2 separate regions of the Homo sapiens genome follow, and region 1 is linked to region 2. Evidence: read pairs that join two places in POLR2A ChIA-PET (ENCODE). Cell type or tissue: MCF 10A. All regions are shown on one strand. Links, peaks and the distances in the headings refer to the core of each region. The heading gives the core; the rest is flanking DNA.

Region 1 (11,523 bases), core at 3,453-8,452, 57 kb before region 2:
TATAGTCCCAGCTACTTGGGAGACTGAGGCAGGAGCATCACTTGAGCTGTGGAGGTGGAGGCTGCAGTGAGCTGTCATCATGCCACTGCACTCCAGCCTGGGCAACAGAGCAAGACCCTGTAAGAAAGAAAGAAAGAAAATGAAAAGAAAGGAAGGAAGGGAAGGAAGGGAAAGAAGGGAAGAAAGAAAGAGAAGAGAGAGAAAAAGAGAAAGAAAGAAAGAGAGAGAGGAAGGAAGGAAGGAGAAAGAAAAAAAGAAAGAATGAAAAAGAAAGAATGAGAAAGAAAGAAAGAAAGAAAGAAAGAAAGAAAGAAAGAAAAAAGAAAAAAAGAAAGAAAAAGAAATGTGAGGTTGGACTGGAGTGTTGGCAGTAGGAATGGAATAGAAGGGAATAGTCCAAAAGATAAGATGATTTTCTCTCTCTTACAATTATTTGTTACCCAAATACTTACTATTTTAGAGTGTCAAGCACAGGACAAAAGATATCTGAACTTTACCAAAATCAACCAATCGATCAATCATATAGTCCACATATCAAGTCTCAGTTCTCCCACCCACAAAATGGAGAGAATAAAATGCCTAACTCATAGGATTATTATAAGGGTTAAAGGAAGCTATGTATGTAAAATATATGAAGTGTTCCATAAATGTTAACTACCAGTACTACTAATATTACTATTACTACCACAATGATGAGGACAATTTAAAAAGCAACCTCTCCGTATATTAGAATAGGACTCAAGTATATCTAAATAGCATACCTTTCAGAAACACATTTACAGTATGGAAAGGGATGGCATAGAGTACATATTCATTGTCCTTTTTAAAAATATTATAGTCATTTAAAGACAAAGTTTTATTACTAATGACTAGTGATTTTATGGGGGTTATCTTATAGAAAGCTAGTCAACTTTGGAGAAATAGTGAGGTTCCTAGTCCCTCTGCTATGCAAAGGCTGCCTCCTGAGTTCTCAGACATGGAAAAGCCTTAGGAATCCAAAAGAGCACCAAGTCTCATGTTTGTACCATATACTCCACCACAGCTTTTTTTTTTATTATTTTTTATTTTTTGAGATGGAGTCTTGCTCTGCCACCCAGGCTGGAGTGCAGTGGCGTGATCTTCACTCACTGCAAGCTCCACCTGCCAGGTTCACGCCATTCTCCTGCCTCAGCCTCCTGAGCAGCTGGGACTACAGGTGCCCGCCACCACGGCTGGCTAATTTTTTTTTTTTTTTTTTAGTAGAGACAGTGTTTCATTGTGTTAGCCAGGATGGTCTCTATCTCCTGACCTTGTGATCCACCCACCTCAGCCTCCCAAAGTGTTGGGATTACAGGCGTAAGCCACCGCACCTGGCCTTTTTTTTTTTTTTTTTTGTCACCTGTCACCTGTCACCCAGCTGGAGTGCAGTGGTGCGATCTCGGCTCACAGCAACCTCTGCCTCCCAGGTTCACGCAATTCCCCTGCAGCAACCTCCCGAGTAGCTGGGACTACAGGCGCTCGCCACCACACCAGCTAATTTTTGTCTTTTTAGTGGAGACGAGGTTCCACCACGTTGGCCAGGCTGGTCTCCAACTCCTGACCTTGTCAAGTGACCCACCTTCCTTTGCCTCCCGAAGTGCTGGGATTACAGGGGTGAGCCACCGCGCCCAGCCCACCACAGTTCTTAGAGACCAAGGAATAAGGGTATAGTTTTTTTTAAAACATTTACTGTTCAGGAAAGGCTGAAAAATAGTACAAAGAAATGAAAAGTACAAGTCCCTCTCATTAAGTATAGATTACTCTAAATACACTGAAAATCCCAATAAAATCATTTATTTATATACGACCTTAATAGAATAGATAGATGCATGGCCCCCTTTTTAATTTTAATTAAGTACTCATATTGCAAGATGCATAAAACCCCCAGCAGTTTATTTTAAAACTGCAAACAATCCTGGAAGGCTTGAATAATGAGCTTGACAAATTGGAGACTTTTATTCCACTATCATAAAAATAATGAGTGGGGCTTTTTGAAAAGCATGGCATATTCCAAAGGTTTAGAAGAAAGAAAATCTTATGAAGGAGACTTAAACCTATATATCTAGTATTATTTTTACATACCAATTTGAGAAAACTAATAAAGCCAACAAATATCTATCAACCCTCTACTCTGCCATAAATAAAAAAGAAAAAAAGAAATGTTTCACTTGGAATCCAAATTTAGTACAGATCTTCATTAACTTACTACTATTGGCCAGGCGCGGTGGCTCATGCCTGTAATCCCAGCACTTTGAGAGGACAAGGGGGGCAGATCACCTGAGGTCAGGAGTTCAAGACCAGCGTGGCCAACATGGTGAAACCCCGTCTCTACTAAAAATACAAAAATTAGCCAGGCATGGTGGCACACGCTTGTAATCCCAGCTACTCAGAAGGCTGAGACAGGAGAATCACTTGAACCCAGGAGGCAGAGGTTGCAGTGAGCCGAGATCGCGCCACTGCATTCCAGCCTGGGTGACAGAACCAGACTCCATCTCAAAAAACAAACAAACAAACAAAAATCTTACTACTAATATTAGCCAAAAGACACTATTATGGCTAATAATTAAGTTTTGGTTGTAACATATGTGGGATAATGTGATATATAAGCCAAACACACTTTTTTTAAGCTCAGAGATTCAGCTAAATGAGAACAGAAAATAAAAAGATTATTTTAGGTAATAAATGATGTAGTTGTTCAGAGTAATAAAGCAGCAATAAACTTTAAATTAGGTCTCTAGGCTGGGTGTGGTGGCTCATGCCTGTAATCCCAGCACTTTGGGAGGCCAAGGCGGGTGAATCATGAGTTCAGGAGATCGAGACCATCCTGGCTAACAGGGTGAAACCCTGCCTCTACTAAAAATACAAAAATTAGCCAGGCATGGTGGCACGCACCTGTAGTCCCAGCTACTTGGGAGGCTGAGGCAGGAGAATCGCCTGAACCTGGGAGGCAGAAGTTGCCGTGAGCAGAGATCACGCCATTGCACTATTCCAGCCTGGGTGACACAGCGAGACTCCGTCTCAAAAAAATAAAATAAAATAAAATAAATAAAGTAGGTCTCTAATATTCCTCCCAACTCTTGGGTTTTATGACCTTATCACACAAGTATTTTCTTGTTAAAAAAAATGAGGTTCCCTAGCAAGTGGACAAAAAATAAATATACATATATGTGGAACAATAAAATAATCTATACACATATACACACACAAAATGAGTGGGAGTACTAAGATGAAAGAAATATTTTCAGAGTATGAACAGGATGCTTTTCAGATGAAATCCTCAAGTATCAACAAAGAACTGTGGGTGAGCTTAAATCATGTGGGCCTAAACTACTCTGTAACTTATCTAAAGCCAACAGGATGGTATCTCTGAATTTAGACACAGAAAGATACATGGTAGTTTGGATATTTAGAAGGATTTAGTTTAAAGCCAATGTTTACAAGAATATTTATAAACTTACATAAAACCTATAGAATTTGGCAAGCTTTGGAGAGACAAACAAACAATTCTGGTCAGAAATGAACTTCCTGTAAATAGATGTCAGTGTTTTGACAGTACACTGTTAAGCACTATTCCTTATAGTTTTTGTAAAAGGAATAAAACAAAGGTAGAGAATACACACATCTCTCAATACATTTTCATGTTTGTTTACTTGTTTGTTTTCAATTGAAATTAAAACATTTCTTAATTTCTAATACTGACGATAATTCTATCGATAGTATCTTTTCTTTTTTCTTTAAGAATAACATCAACAAAAATAATAATGACAACATCAACAAAAATAGCACAGTAACATGTTAAATGATTTCTGGCAGTCTGTCAAAAATACAGATATTAAAACAGATATTAAAATAGGACACTTAAATGATATTAAGCTTCAACAAATCTGTAAAACCCAAAACCGTAACAATTTTTAATACCCTACTCTCAGAAAAGAAAAAATGTCACATTACTATAGAACAAAAGTAAATCAATAAGATGATTATTTTCCTGTATCTTATCGAGTTGGGGGAAATCCTGTCTCTGTAGGTGCCCCCACGCCCCCTGCCCTTTTCAGAAGACTTTCTTCAAACTGCAGGTAGCCTGGAAGTCTTCCCAGAAAATCTTTGAAAAAACACAGTCTGTTGTCTTCTGCATAGACACTTTGGATCTTACAAAGCACTTAGAGGTTTGTCCTCTGCTAAAAACAAGTTAGGAAAACCAAGAATCTGTTTTTTGCCCCCAAGCTGGAAGCTCCTGCCCACCAGCAAACTACTGCCTATTCCAGCTCTGTCCCCACTGGTACTTGCCACCCCCTCACCCCCTCACCCTTGTCCCAGTTCTTAGCTAGCAATTAGCATCAAGTCTGGACCCTGCTCAAAAACCCATCCTTCCCCTTGCTCTGACTACCAAGTTAAAAGTTCCTACTCAAAATGGGGTGTTGGTTACATAGGTATATGCATTTGTCATGAGCATTTCACTATATGTTAAATTTATCTGGATTAAAAAATTTTTTAGGCCTTGCACAGTGGCTCACACTTATAATCCTAGCACTTTGGGAGGCTGAGGTGGGTGAATCACTTGAGGCCGGAGTTCGAGACCAGCCTGACCAACATGGTGAAACCCTGTCTCTACTAAAAATACAAAAAAAAAATTAGCCAGGCATGGTGGTGTGTGCCTGTAATCCCAGGTACTGGGAAGGCTGAGGCACGAGAATTGCTTGAGCCTGCGAGGCAGAGGTTGCAGTGAACTGAGATTGAGATCATATCACAGCACTCCAGCCTGGGCGACAGAGCAAGATTCTGTCTCAAAAAAAAAAAAATTTTTTTTTAAATTAATAAACTGGTCTACAATGCTCTGCTGTCACTGTTAGCTTCTCTGAATTTATTTTGTGCCAAACTTCCCTCTCACTGTCCTTTGGTCACTTTTTTCAGCTTCTCCAAGGGCAAGCTCTTCTCTCGACCCCAAGACTCATAGCTCATTTCAGCATGTAATACTCTTCAGCCAACCCCACATTCCCCTAACTAACCCTTTTCTCCTAGTTAATGCCTACTCACCCCACCAGACTCAGCTTGGGTGCCTTTTCCTCCAAGGAGCCTTCCTTCCTCCCCTCACCCGTGTGCACAGGAACATGTTCACATATGCAGGCCAAGGCATCTCTCTGTTCCCTTAGCATTTACTATAAACGAGCATTAGAGTATAAGGTCCATGACAGCAGGCACTATGTTTTTATTAGTCACTGTCATAACCCTAGCACCAAGTATATCACAGATGATCAGTAAATGTTCATTTAATGAATGTTAAATGAAGGCACAAAGATATCAGTCATTCTGATCTATAAAGCTTCCTTCACCATTTTGCTGATCTAATGTGCTGTCTGGCCTCTCTGTTATCTGAAATCCATCTGTGAAGCTACCACAGCTCTGACTCTAATACTGCTTGGGTTTCCTATCTCAGAAGAGCAAACTTTCCAGGTTCAACTTAAGGCAACCATTTTCAAAGAGCAAAATGTGTTTACTCTTAACATGTACACTTCAGGCACTTGTCTAACCTCTCAGCCAACAGAAGTGGTTTGTCTAGACAAGGGTTTATGTGAGATATTCACTACATGGCGTTGGTCATACTGGCACTCCGAGGCAGCATAAACTTTAGCCTTTCCTGGGATGGAATTAATGACCTGATACCTTCAAGCTTTCAACTTTGGAAAATCACAAAAAAGTAAGTCAACTGATTCCCTAAAAATTCTCTCTCTTGCAAGGTTGTTATGAGGCGGTGGGAAGAAAAATGAGAAAGATGAGTCAGTGTGAGTCAGTGTTAAGAAAAAAGCTCTGCTTCTGGTAAACAGTTTGCTCTTTTACTGACAGGACTAGGATTACCCGACTCCCACTTCTAAAAATACACAAATAACAGGTGGTATACATTATATAAGTGGTTCCAAAACACAGACTCAGATCATTGACTCTAAAAAGGGAACAGTTAATCAGCAATGAGCCAGACCTTCCCCAGAGCCTGCTTCTCGGAGAAGCCCCCAGACTAAGTAAGCATTTCCCTAAAGACAATTAAGATCCTAAATGCTTCCACTGCCCACTCAAGTGACCTAAAGGAATGACTGAACCTCCCTTACAATAACAACTACTTCATGAGCACCTACTACGTGCCAATAACTCTGCTAGGCTTCATACAATTCATCTTTAAACTTTACAACAATCCTGTAAGATGGTTGTTATTATCCATGTTTTACAGATAAGGAACCTGGCGCACAGGGGTTGGGTTAGATTTATATACAGTTGCATAGTGGCAGCACCAGATTTGATTCAAAAGTGCCTGCTTGTCTCCTTTCATTCCAAACTGAATTCAGAAATATATATGAATTACCCTGAGCAAGGCAATGCATCAGGTACTGCAGGGGATACAAGCTAGAAAAGGCTACTCCAATTATCAAGAAAGCAAAATTGGAAGTAAATGAGACTATGTAGGAGAGCTTCATCTCTCTATTTCCAAGATCCCAAACAAGGCCCGCCACACATAAGTTGCCCAGGAAATTACTACTGAAACATATGTGGAAGAAAAGGGAAACACACAATCAAATGTAACACAGGCAGTCTGTGCTTAGTGTCACAAGACAGAATGTGCTGTGATGATTTAGATTGTATCCTGATGGATGGCTTTGAGAAATACGCGCAAACAACGTGGCATTTGAGATAAGTCTGACAAACAGACTGACAGACAACAGAGAAAAGTAAAGAGATCAATGGAATATGTCAGGGGTAGTAACAGTTGAGACAAACCCTTTGGTACCTCTAGCAGCACAGGGAGAAATAAAGCTAGAAGAAACAGATTCTACATTGTGTTGGCCCTGAGTCTGCTTCAAGTCCCTTTTTATATAGAAAAGTGTAGCAATTACGAATATTTCCTAGCCGATTCCAATACACGGGGAGACACTCTTAATGGTTAAATAAATAAAAATCTGCTGTATAACCTTTTGTGGAACAAAGTGGTGGTGGTAGAATACAACAGAATAAATGAATATTTGTTTACAAATCTAGAGCATATGTGGTTGTAGAACTAAAGGAGAATTACAGATAAGTTCTACCACCTTTATTACCTCAACTCTGAATCATGATGATAAGGATTCTGTGACAGCACATTTTATTTTAATTTAACCTATAGCTCCTTCAGCAGAAGACCAGTCAAGTCAATGACACTCAACAGGCACAGCTGGCTAGAGGACTTTCTGGAAACGGAGGGGATGGGAGGCATTTTTTGGTTGACACAACAGTCAATTGTCTCCTCATTCAAATGGGCATTTAGTAGGTAGAGACCAAGATGTTAAACATCCAGCAAATTGAGGGGCTGTCTTATAGAAACAAAAATTGTCCCTTTACTCTGCTTGATTTTTAAATATCAAGATACTCATGTAAAGCTCTTTACAGTTATCTGAACCTAGAACTCCACTCCTTTTTGTCTGTAGCAAAGTACTTTTGCATGATTTTAGAGGCAATGTATTTTCCAAGAATGCATTTACCAAGTAAAAGGAAAATGTTGGGCCGGGCGCGGTGGCTCACGCCTGTAATCCCAGCACTTTGGGAGGCCGAGGTGGGCAGATCACAAGGTCAGGAGATCAAGACTATCCTGGCTAACACGGTGAAACCCCGTCTCTACTAAAAATACAAAAAAATTAGCCAGGCGTGGCGGCGTGTGCCTGTAGTCCCAGCTGCTGGGGAGGCTGAGGCAGGAGAGTGGTGTGAACCCGGGAGGCGAAGCTTGCAGTGAGCATCACTGCACTCCAGCCTGGGCGACAGAGCAAGACTCCGTCTCAAAAAAAAAACAGGAAAATGTTGCTTTGTTTTGTATTTAAGGAGTGAATTATAATGTCCATAATATATTTTCAAATAGTTCAGCAAAAAATTGAAATACACACATGCAGATAAACTATATGCAGCAAAATGTTAACAATTGTTTGGGCTAGGTTTTTGATACAGGTGCTCATTGTACTCTTGTTAATTTTTTTCCACATTTGAAATTTTTCATAATAAAAAGCTAGAGGGGAAATCTGGCCCTCATTAAGTGAGAGGTCATAATAGAGGTTAAGACCACTGACTCTAGAGCTCTGGGACCTTAGGCAGGTTACTGTCCCGCTCTCTGCCTCAGTTTCTCCATCTGTAACATAAGGATAATAATAGTACCTATTTCATGGAGCAGTTGTAAGGATTAGATGACTTAACAAAATGAAAGTTGTGGCTGGGCACAGTGGCCAAAGCTTTAGCACAAAAACGCCTGGGAAAGCTTCACCAGAGTCCTTCTCCACCATGACAACACTCCTCCTGCTCATTCCTTTTATCAAACAAGGGCAATTTTTGCGAGATTTCAATGGGAAATCACTGTGCACAGAAATCATTATGCATCCACCTTACAGTCCTGATTTGGCTCTTTCTGACTTCTTTTTGTTTCCTAATCTTAAGAAATCTTTAAAGGGAATCCATTTTTTTTTTCAGTTAATAATGTAAAAAAGACTGCATTAATATGGCTAAATTTCCAGAACCCTCAGTTCTTTAGGGACGGGCTAAATGGCCGGTATCATCACTACAATATTGCCTTGAACTTGATGGAGTTTATATTGAGAAATAAAGTTTATATTTTTCATTTTTATCTTTTAATTCAATTTTTTCCATGAATTTTTTGAAGTCCCCTTTTATGTATCTAACAACGCTTGTGTGAGAATTAAATGAGATAATATATATAAACACACAGCACAATGGTAAGCACATACTAGATGCTCACTACATATTTAAATGAAAGAATAAAACTGGTCCTAAAGATTCAATACATAAAAAACTAAGGTATACCTCAGGTGCTAGATAAAATTCCCCCAGGTCCTTCAGAAGTTAAAATTAGCTCCGAATTCCATTTTTAAATGATTAACAAGGAAGATCAAAGAGTACATTTAGATCTCTTCCTAACTCCCTTTTCACTGAAAGAGATATAATATTATCAAAGAAAAGTAAAGAATTCCTATAATTACAAAAATCCAAAACTTTTCTGTCACTTTCTCAAATGGAAGTTTGTTTTCTTTTGAGAAAAGATCTCATGCTGTTACCCAGGCTGGGGTGCAGTGGGGCAAACACAGCTCACTGCAGCTTCTACCTCCCGGGCTCAAGCCATCTTCGCACCTCAGCCTCCCAAGTAGCTGAGACTACAAGCATGTGATACCATGTCAGCTATTTTTTTCCATTTTTCGTAGAGATGGGGTTTTACTTTGTTGCCCAGGCTGGTCTTGAACTCCTGGGCTCAAGTGATCCTCCTGCCTTGGCCTCCCAAAGTGCTGCGATTATAGGTGTGAGCCACAGCGTCAAGCCTTAAATGGAAGTTTAAATTAGAAGTAACACATCTTCTAGTACAACACTGGCTGGATGACTACTGGAGATGATTTGTGCGGGAGCTTTTGAAAAGAAACATCAACAAAGTATAACGAAATCTCCAGAAAAATAATCCAGAAAAAAAGACTGTGTAATAGAACATTTACACAGAACAGTATATGGGGAAAAAAACGAACAGTTCATATGTCACTGGGACCAAATGATAGCTTCAGGATATTGCTCATTTTGAGATAAAACTGTATCTTGTACGTGTTTTTTTGTTATCTGGGCATAGAGTGGGGGTTTAGTTTGTTTGAATAAGTAAGTCTATAAAAGTACAAGATGCTATAAATCACAAATACTAAGAATGCCAAAAGTTTAGTATCTGAAAAAGCAAAAATCAAACTTTTAAAAAGTCAAATCCAAAAGGCAAGTGGTAGTTTTAAAAGTTTTAAAACTTCCTGAGAATTTAAGTCTGCAGCATTGACTTTCTGATCTGGGTTTATATAACTCTCATACCCAGGGGATGTGACAGCTGATTTTCTTGTCCAAACAAACACTGCAGAAAATTATTAAAACCATCAGGGATATTTCATTTCTCTTCCCACAGTATCTAATTATTATCTCAGACAGATATATGTGTGTGTGTGTGTGTGTGTGTGTGTGTGTGTGTGTGTGTGTGTGTGTGGTGGGAGGAGTGGCTGGATGAATGTCCTACATAATTAGAATTCTTTATAGTACTAAGGAGAAGGCAAAGTGTTTTGAAGTCTTAAAAGAAAACTGATTTTCTAAAGAAATTCTGGCTTTAGGAAAGTAGCTAAGTGATGTGTGGATGACAGAGCTATCTTTAATTAGGAGTTGAGCAAATTGTTATAAGCAAAATCTAGACAAATAAAGATGCTGTTTATATTTCAAAGACGGGGAAACAGACTGCTACAAAACTTGTCCAACACAAATCCCCAGCAAATAGTTTTCCTTAGGAAAACTATTTTTATCCCTTTATCAACTTGGTTGATAAGTATTTCATTTTCAGTGCATATATGGACAAGCTACATAAAGTAAAATTGTTTTCATTATTTAAAAAACATTTTGCAAACGGAAACAAAGCCTATTGTCCTGTAATGTTTATTTGCTAGGCTGACAAATGACTCTGCCACGAATATTATGAAGTCTCAGAATGAGAATACACAGAAGGAATTGGCTTGACTCCCGAAAAAACCTCCAGAAACATGGTCCCTCCCTCCAGACTAGAAAACCACTCTGGAAAATTGTGATTAATGTTAATTAACCCAGAACATATTTACATATATTATTCCACTGCCTGTGTGGGATAAGATGCTACCTTTTTTGGGTTTTTTTGTTTTTCTAGACAGTCTTGCTCTATCATCCAGGCTGGAGTGCAGTTGTGCGATCTCGGCTCACTGCAACCTCCACCTCCCAAGTTCAAGTAATTCTCCTGCCCCAGCATCCTGAGTAGCTGGGATTACAGGTGCACAACACCACACCCGGCTAATTTTTTGTATTTTTAGTAGAGACGAGGTTTCACCATGTTGGCCAGGCTGATCTCGAACTCCTGATCTCCAGTGATCCGCCTGCCTCAGCCTCTCAAAGTGCTGGAATTACAAGTCATGAGCCACCATGCCCAGCCTATTTTTAATGGAGAACAGGGTTCTCCATTAAAACCAACACCATGTTGGTTAGGCTGGTCTCAAATTCCTGAATTGAAATGATCCGCCCACCTTGGCCTCCCAAACTGCTGGGATTACAGGAATGAGCAACCGCGCCCCGCCAATGCTATGTTTAAGATGTTATTACTATTCCCATTTTTTCCGACGAAGAAACTGCAGCTCAGAAAGGTCGGTGTCCAAAGTCACCAAGTTAGTAAGTGCCACAGCTCCCACATTCAGCTCCCACAAACTACGCAGGAGTGATAGTAATGGTGGTGGGAGCACTTAGGCTGTACTCACCATGTGTGAGGCATTGTTCTTCCCACTTTCCTATGTCAACTCAAGTGATCCTCAAGACAACTCCTATGAGGCAGGTTTGTATTTGGGCCACCAGCCTCCTCTTTCTCTACCCTGCTCACCACACATGGCCTGCTTCTCTCCCCACAAAATCAAAATCAGCATCCTGATGTCATCATATTCTCTCTACCCTTATCCTAAATCAAAA
Region 2 (8,503 bases), core at 1-5,000:
ATGTTGAGGGTGGCTGAAAACATATTCATAGTGTCATGAACAAATTTTATCTTCAGTCACTTGGGCTGATATATAGAGAATGGATTTAGAGAGATGAGACCAGGTGCAGTCCATATGAGATGTGAAATAGAGAAGTGGAATCGTAGGGACGGGGAGAAATTGACAGGTGAGGGCTACTTAGCAATTAGAATTTTTTTTTTTCAATTTTAATTTTTTTTTTTGAGACGGAGTCTTGCTCTGTCGCCCAGGCTGGAGTGCAATGGTGCGATCTCCGCTCACTGCAGGCTCCGCCTCCCGGGTTCACGCCATTCTCCCGCCTCAGCCTCCCTAGTAGCTGGGACTACAGGCACCCACCACCACGCCTGGCTAATTTTTTTTGTATTTTTAGTAGAGACAGGGTTTCACCATGTTAGCCAGGATGGTCTCGATCTCCTGACCTCGTGATCCACCTGCCGCGGCCTCCCAAAGTTCTAGGATTACTGGCATGAGCCACCGTGCCTGGCCAGCAATTAGAATTTTAACACTGGCAGTTATGAATAATATGAAGGAGAGGTAGATTTCTGAGTGATTCTGGTTTAACCAGCTGGGTGGATGGTGGTTCCACGTATTCAGGTGGCAAACAGGAAAAACATGTGTTCGAAGAAGAATGGAGGTAGGTGGTCTCTTAAGAATGGTTAAGAGGCTTGGGAGTCAGACTGCTTGGGTTTGCATCCCAGCTTTGCCGTTTTCTGGCTATCAAACTTGTCAGCTATTATTTGTTGAGTACGTACTATTTGATTTATGACCACAGGCAGCTGAGCCTCAGTGTTGGTGCCTAGTGTACAAGATTGTTAAAGAATAAAGTTATTTTGCAAAGTGTAACCCATTTTTAGCACTGACATAGCACTGACAGTAGCTGCTGATCTCATTATGGGCTAAAATAAGACAATATTCAAAGGTCAGAGATATCTAGCCAGAATCTGATGGAGGCTGGATTTCAGATTTTGTTACAGAATTAGACAGAGGAACACAGAGGGGACAGGCTCAGTTAGGGTGGAGGTGTGGGGTAGGGAAGCAGGACTTGATATAAATTATTGGAATCATTGTCTTTTAAACCAGTGGTTTATGTCAGGGTATAGCGTTTCAAGGGATTTGAGGGTCAGATGGGGAAATGTAGCCCCTTATTTTGCCAGTGTGAAGCAGATACCCTGCTTTTCTTTACAGTAGCGGAGTCAGCTTAAGAGCTTTAAAGGTCCTAAACTTCAAAAACATTACAGTGCCCCATCCTCCGCCTTAATGTAATTCAAAATACAAACAATACTAAACTGTAAAATAAATGTAACAAAGTCCAATAAAGTTTTTATTTTTTTCTCATGATGATAACTGATATTAATTTGAAGTAACAAATGCTCTTTAAAAGTCGGGAGGCAGTGTCCCTGCTTTGCTTGGTCCTACCTTAAGAAGTAGTGAAGTCTGCCTCTTAGTAGGAAAACCAGTAGTCTAATCAAGACTCAAGTGAATTATACATGTGAATGCTGAATTATATACAAGCATGAGTAAGACAGCATTCTGAATAAGGCCAGGATCATCATTTAAAGCAGGGGAGTATTTTGAGTCATCAGATCTCAGGGTGGCCTTTCATTCCAGATGAGTACCTTTATGTTTCATCACTATGAAAGGGCTTGCCTAGCCTTGGGGAATGCGGGTTGGGGCCCTGGCTTTCAGATCAGGGACATGCTCTAGGAACTCATCAAAGGCAATAGCAGTGGCTGCCACTTTTACCTCGTTAAAGCCGGGAGAAAGCTTCTAGGTCCATGCTGGACTCCTTTATTTTCTAGGTTGGTCTTGCGGGTTATCTGGTTGGGAAGTAAAACTTTCTCTTGGTAATCAAAGAAACTGCCTGCCAAAGAGTAGCCATGGACCTGGTTCTCAGTATAGAGGTTTTGTTCTTTTTCTTTTTGGCTAGCCAAGTGAGGAATGGAGAAGGAACAAAGAAATCTGTAACTGGTTCTTTTTTCTTTTTTTAGACAGAGTTTTGCTCTGTTGCCCAGGCTGGAGTGCAGTGGTGCCATCTTGGCTCACTGCAACCTCCACCTCCCATGTTCAAGCAATTCTCCTGCCTCAGTCTCCTGAGTAGCTGGGACTATAGGTGCGCGCCACCACACCTGGCTAATTTTTGTGTTTTTAGTAGAGATGGGATTTCACCATGTTGGCCAGGCTGGTCCCGAACTCCTGGCCTCAGGTGATCCACCTGCCTCAGCCTCCCAAAGTGTTGGGATTACAGGCGGGAGCCACTGCACCTGGCTGTTTTTACACATTCAGGCTAAAGTGAGTATTCACATAATGAGTTGTGCATTTGATCTGTGCAGATTGATAACAGATAGTAGGCTTATGCTTATTAATGGAAGCTGCTGTTCATCTCTTTACTCCTGTTGTGTTGGTCTGTCCGTCCTGTTACCTAGGCACCCAACTCAGTGATGTCCTAATTACTGCTGGATGACTCAAGCCACACCATGCCTATGTTCTCAGGTGAAGAAGAATAATAGAAACCACATAGATGGGTAGGTGTACCAAGCATTAAACAGACAGTATCCACATGCCTGTAAGGTGGTGATTATTTCCCTCCCTCCTTCCTTTTACGTATCAGTTTGAGGCTTAGAGAAGTTCGTGACTTGCCTATGGTTACTCAGTAAGAGGTGAAACAGAGAAACCCAGGGCTTGGCTTAAGAGTTCTTTTTTCAATTAGACCTCAGTGTCTCTTGGGCCATAAGAATATAAGAGACAGGATTTATTAGAGACATGTAGGGGAGTCATCTGGCTCACTAATGACTCATCACCAACTCACCAGATCTACCATGGGAACCTAGTTTTTGTCTACTCTCAGGCACAGAGTGTTTGCTCCTCTACCCATCACTGACAAAGACAAGTTAGTAGTCACCTGAAGGCAAGTGACTCATGTCTTTTACTAGGTCAGCTATCCCTAGTGGCTGGCACCTACTCAGGAAAAAGCATGAATATTAGGTTAAAAACGTTTTCCCCAGAAGAGTGGTACCCTAAAGGGTCTTATTACTTACCCTTTAAATGCGATAATGTGAAACTTTATTGCCATTGAGTGTATGGGTACCAAACCAGTACTGTGTAAGGAGGGGGCAGGGGGCATCAAGAAAATACTGACTCATGGAAAAGGGCCTCATAAGACTGCTGTGAGAGAAAAGGATTTTAACAGTTAGCTTCATTTTTCTATATGTGAGAAACAGACTGAACTTAAGTTCCACAATTTCCTCAGGAAAGGCTGACCTGAAGGGGTGGTTATGCTGCAATATAAGTACTTAACCTGTTGCATCATCAAAAGTGTACCTCCTGTGTTAGAGTATTTCTCAACTGACTCATCAAGTCACCAGATCTACCATGGGGACCTAGTTTTTGTCTACTCTGGGGCACAGAGTACCAAATAAACAGGGGACATAGAAACAGCTTAGCAGGCCTGGGACCATAGTTGGGCAAGCCGTGCTCCAGTTACCCCTCAAGGAGTCTGGGCTTACTTCTGGAATAAAATGTTGTTACAACTTGGGTTTCAGAGAGGTTAACAACCACTGCTTGTATTTTCAAGAAGCCAGTTAAAAAGTCAATTTCTGGTTCTTTCTTACTCTATGAAAGAGTCCTGCCTTCTCTCTCTCTTCTATCTGGGGACTCGTTATTTGTCTCCAGCCATCAGGAGAAAACAGTGGGCTTGTCATACTTCCTGGGTTTGAATCCCATCCTTAGTATTTGGCTAGTTGTGTGTCACTGGGCAAGCTACATTTTGCCAACAGGAACAGTAATGCAGCTTCATTAAGGGTAGCTGAAGGTTAAAATACATTATTTATGAGTGTCCTTAACACATGTGTGCCCAGCCCACATGCGCACATTGAGGAAATCGCTGGCTATCACTGGAAAGACTCAAGGCCAGTCCAAGAAGTATAGCTGGGCCTCAAGAATGTAAAAATTTGCATATCACCTCTACTGCTCTGTGTAGCTAGCTGCATTCTCCTCTCCATACTGCAGCAGTCTAATTGTGTATGATCTTCAGAGGCAGCCAGCGCATCTACAGAATGCACTGTCCTATCACAGTGCCCCTCCCTCCCTCACCTGCAGAGGAGGTGGTCTACCCGGGCTGTGAATAATGAACCTTGGAACCTTTATCCAAACTGTCATCATCACAAAAGAACCCCATGCACATTTTTCAGAGATTTTTATTGTTTCAGACTGAGTCATGCATACTAAAATTATTACATATTTTCACCACTTTGACTTAGAAAATGCACTAGAAAAATAAACTTTGGTCAAAACAAACACTGAAGTACATGAATCCACCATGTATCCCTATACTCAAAGCCAAACTGAATTTCAGTTTGAAGCAAGGAATGTGACCAGTGGCTGAAACAGTGCCCCAAGCTGGTCAGAGAATTAGCTCACCTCCCACTCCATCAGAGGCTCTTGGTCAGAGAGGTTTCAAGTATTTCACTTGTAACAGGTTCCTACCTGATATGCCAAGAAGCCGAGGCATAGCTACAAGAATCCACAGCAGCAGCATCTCACTGCCTCACTAAACCTGCTGCCCAGTGAGATGAAAAGAAAAACAGCCCCATGAAACAGGAATTTCATCACTATCATCTCCATCCACAAATCACATTGATCCTTCGCATGAAGCAAGCTCCTGTTGACTGTGATGTTTGTTACTAGCATTTTAAGCAAACCATTTCTCTAAGTCAGGAGAGCAGAAGAATGAATTTATTTATTTGACACAGAATATTGCTTTGTCACCCAGGCGGGAGTGCAGTGGCATAGTCTTGGCTTACTGCAACCGCTGCCTCCCAGGTTCAAGCGATTCTCCTGCCTCAGCCTCCCAAGTAGTTGGGATTACAGGCACGCACCACCACACCCAGCTAATTTTTGTACTTTTTAGTAGAGATGGGGTTTCACCATGTTGGCCAGGCTGGTCTCAAACTCCTGACCTCAAATGATCCGCCCCCCCTTCAGCCTCCCAAAGTTCTAGGATTACAGGGCATGAACTACTGCACCTGGCCAAGAGCAGAAGAATTTAGATTTACAAAATTAACAGATCCCAATACAGAGAGGTGTTACCAGAACTGACATCTTTCCTGAACAGTAGGCATGTTTCTGTTCGGTATAGCCACACCTCTCATGGCCACAGGAGATACAGTGTATAGTATATAGTATATAATTGGTTTAGCTAACATTTTACTCCCTAAATTAAAGGAGGCTTCAAAGGAAAACCTTAATTAAATGTTGGCAACTTTAAAATGGTAAAACTTTTTAAAAGTATTATAATCGCCACAGCAATACTCTAGCTTTTGCTACCCAAATGAAAAAAATTCCCAGGATTGATCTGAGGGTCAAATACTATTTAAAGAAATTGCCCACCCAGGGAGAATTCTGAAAGGCTCAATATAAAGGAATTCAGAGAAAAGCCTCTTATTGTCTTATTTCGGGAAAAATGGTGTTTTGTAACCTGATTTTTCAATTTTTATTTTTGAGATGGAGTTTCACTCGTCACCCAGGCTGGAGTGCAATGGCGCGATGTCGGCTCACTGCAACCTCCGCCACCTGGGTTTAAGTGATTCTCCTGCTTCAGCTTCCCAAGTAGCTGGGATTACAGGCACCCACCACCATGCCCAGCCAATTTTTTGTATTTTTAGTAGAGACGGGGTTTCACCATGTTGGCCAGGCTGGTCTCAAACTCCGGACTTCAGGTGATACACCCACCTCAGCCGCTCAAAGTGTTGGGATTACAGGTGTGAGCCACCGCTCCCGGCCTTGTAACCTGACTTACAGACCTCCTAAGATAAGTGACTCCTTGTGAAACCAGGATGAAATATGAAAGATCGAAAGCTACTTTTGCCTTAATTTTTGCAGCAGCAATAGAATAAAAAAGAAAATGCAAGGAAAAAAATTAAAAAATAAAGCGACCTTTGCCAAGAGCAAGTTAGAAATTCAAGACATGAAGCCAGGGTGGCACTTTTGGCTGTTTTTGTAGATTTCATCCAGTCTCTCCCCCATGAAGGCAGAACAGGGGAAGAGGCACAGTTTTCCAGAATTCCATGTTGGGATATGGGGGAAGAAGAGGAAGAAAATTCCCATATTCTGAAATGTATAGATTTGGAAGCTTTTAGGTACCAATTCATTCAGACCTAAATTTACTAAATAAGCCAATTGAGGGGGAAAAAAAAGGAAAAAAACTTCTAAAAAGAGAGAGTACAGTGTCTGTGGCAGTGAAGCCAACTAGATACCAGGAATAAAGTTTGGAGTATAGATCTCTATCATGGAATCACTCAGGGATGTTAAGCCAGCTCATCAAAGGCCACGTAGTAAGGTAAAGGTGGAGCCCGCGTCTCCTAATTTACTGTCCCATTTCCTTCCGACACCACACTATCTTGAATTTAGGGAAAAGTTAATTTCCAAGTGTTTGTGCAATGGGCCAGAACTTCTCCCTGAAGGAACATACTCCCAGTTCTTGAGGTTCATGGGTTTGCCTCACCAGTGCGCTCCCCAGTGCTGAGTAAGGCTCACTGTGCTCCCTGGCTGGTCATTCCCCACCCTGCTGAGACAGCCTGACACAAACATCCTGGTGAAGCCACAAGGAGACCACCTTGATTTTCACGCAGGGAGGTCTTGGTTTCACAGCTTGGTTCAAGTTTCCTGAGGTGTCAAAACTATCTGATACCTCTTCGGAGCCAAAACAAAGCAAGCAGCTCCCGGAGGCAGATAAACTTAGGCTCCAACTCCTTCTAGAAGCTGAGTGAAACCACTCCTTCCTTGTCCAACTGGAAAAACCTAAGAAATAGGCCTCTCCAGGTCCCTTCTGGTCTTTGAGATAATTCTCTAGGAGAGCTGTGGCCATGCCTGCATTAAAACAAATGCGACTGGCCAGGAATGCAGTGTAGAATTGAAACATCAGGGCTGAGTGATTCATTCCTCTTTACCCAGTTTTTGTTTTGTTTTGTTTATCTGTCTTCCCTCTTGGGGAAGCCTCCACCCAGTTCTCCCATCCAGGCCAGTGGGTTCTGAACCCCCTCCTTCCCTCCTTCAGCCATCCCACTTGCCCTGCTTGGGCCTTTTCAGCAGTGTGTGTCACATCATCATCAGATGGAACCAGAAGCAGCCAGGAGTGCTTTTTGGCACTTCCAGCTCAGCCAGTACCGTAGAGGATCCAGGGTTACTATCCATGGTGAAAAGAACTTTCTCTAGAATTGGTATTAATGAGGTTAAGTAACTTAATTTCCACCAACAACTTATCCAGACATTTAAAAAGGCAATAGAGATAAACAGCTTAGTAACAACAGATTGGCCTTCAAATTTCAGAGTATTGTTTTCTCCCTAACTGAGCTGTCTGCTTGACTGGTTAGTCTAATAAATGCACGGAGAAGGTGCACACACAACACAGTACTTTTCACTATTTAACACCATGATCATGTGGAATACATTAGAAAGGAAATAGGTCAAAAACCATCATGTGAACCGTCTAATTTGATGTTTGGGCTAAGGCTAAAATCTTCACAGGGAGGTTCTAAAGTGCTGAAATGCAGAACATTCAGGCTGACTGGTTCACCCACACCAGAGAGAGAAACTCAAGTGGGGCTGGGAGGGCAGGGGGGCCCAGAAGTGACCCAGGAATAACCTGCCCTTGTGTTCATTTCCAGAGACCAAAAAAAAAAAAATTTTTTTTTTTTTTTTTTTTTTTTGAGGCAGAGTCTTGCTCTGTCGCCCAGGCTGGAGTGCAGTGGTGCGATCTTGGCTCACTGCCACTTCTGCCTCCTGGGTTCACGTGATTCTTCTGCCTCAGCCTCCCGAGTAGCTGGGACTACAGGAGCCCGCCACCACGCCCAGCTAATTTTTGTATTTTTAGTAGAGATGGGGTTTCACCATCTTGGCCAGGCGGGTCTCGAACTCCTGACCTTGTGATCCGCACACCTTGGCCTCCCAAAGTGCTGGGATTACAGGCATGAACCACCACGCCCAGCTCAGAGACCAAAATTAAAGAATCTCAAGTAATTAACTACTGTAGCCAGGTTTACAATATAGTACCAGAGTCTCAGGGATGGAAGGAATTCATCATACAAGATCCTGGTCACCTTAACCTGGCCTCACAAAAGCCATCTTTTCAAAATTGAACCATCACTATAAAAAGAAAATTGGTGTCAGTGAGTCCCAGGAATACACATAATAGTTTCTTTAAAGGCAGGGCTAATTGGTGACACATCTCTCTTGGAAAGACACATGTACCACAAACAAAAACAGGATCCAACCACTTGTATCTAGATAGTTATCTTTCTAGGCAGAAAATCTAACATTCAGTAACTAAACCAAATCCCAGAGCCTCAGCAGCCAAAATGGCCCTAGCTGACATTTCATCCAGCCTCATTTTATAGAGGAGAAAGTAGAGGCCCATATCTTGTCCATAGTTGTACACCTGGGATCCAGGCCAGAATTCTTATAGCTACACGGGCCTGGGATCCAGCATTTT

The links. ChIA-PET counts read pairs that join two places held together with the same protein. Peaks named below come from ENCODE experiments on the same cell type or tissue, not always from the same donor. Only the 100,000 strongest peaks of a DNase experiment are listed, where the experiment ranks them.
Region 1: POLR2A ChIA-PET joins it to region 2 with 6 read pairs; 4 of 35 experiments call an interaction of 5 or more read pairs at or near these places.

What each region holds. Positions count from the first base shown.
Region 1 is chr20:44,547,371-44,558,893 of GRCh38, reverse strand. It overlaps a transcript of PKIG not described here. Among named protein-coding and RNA genes, the nearest start is that of PKIG, 29 kb to the left of the region's middle. In MCF 10A, for the core only: no CTCF peak of the experiment used is centred there; a DNase peak (open chromatin) is centred at 5,823.
Region 2 is chr20:44,490,294-44,498,796 of GRCh38, reverse strand. TTPAL (alpha tocopherol transfer protein like) reads right to left here. Exons shown (of 5, transcript NM_001039199.3): 5 at 4,194-8,503. It overlaps SERINC3 (serine incorporator 3), which reads left to right. Exons shown (of 10, transcript NM_006811.4): 10 at 1-1,356. Among named protein-coding and RNA genes, the nearest start is that of TTPAL, 19 kb to the right of the region's middle. RefSeq lists an enhancer at 1,410-2,609. In MCF 10A, for the core only: no CTCF peak of the experiment used is centred there; DNase peaks (open chromatin) are centred at 1,626, 2,846 and 3,336.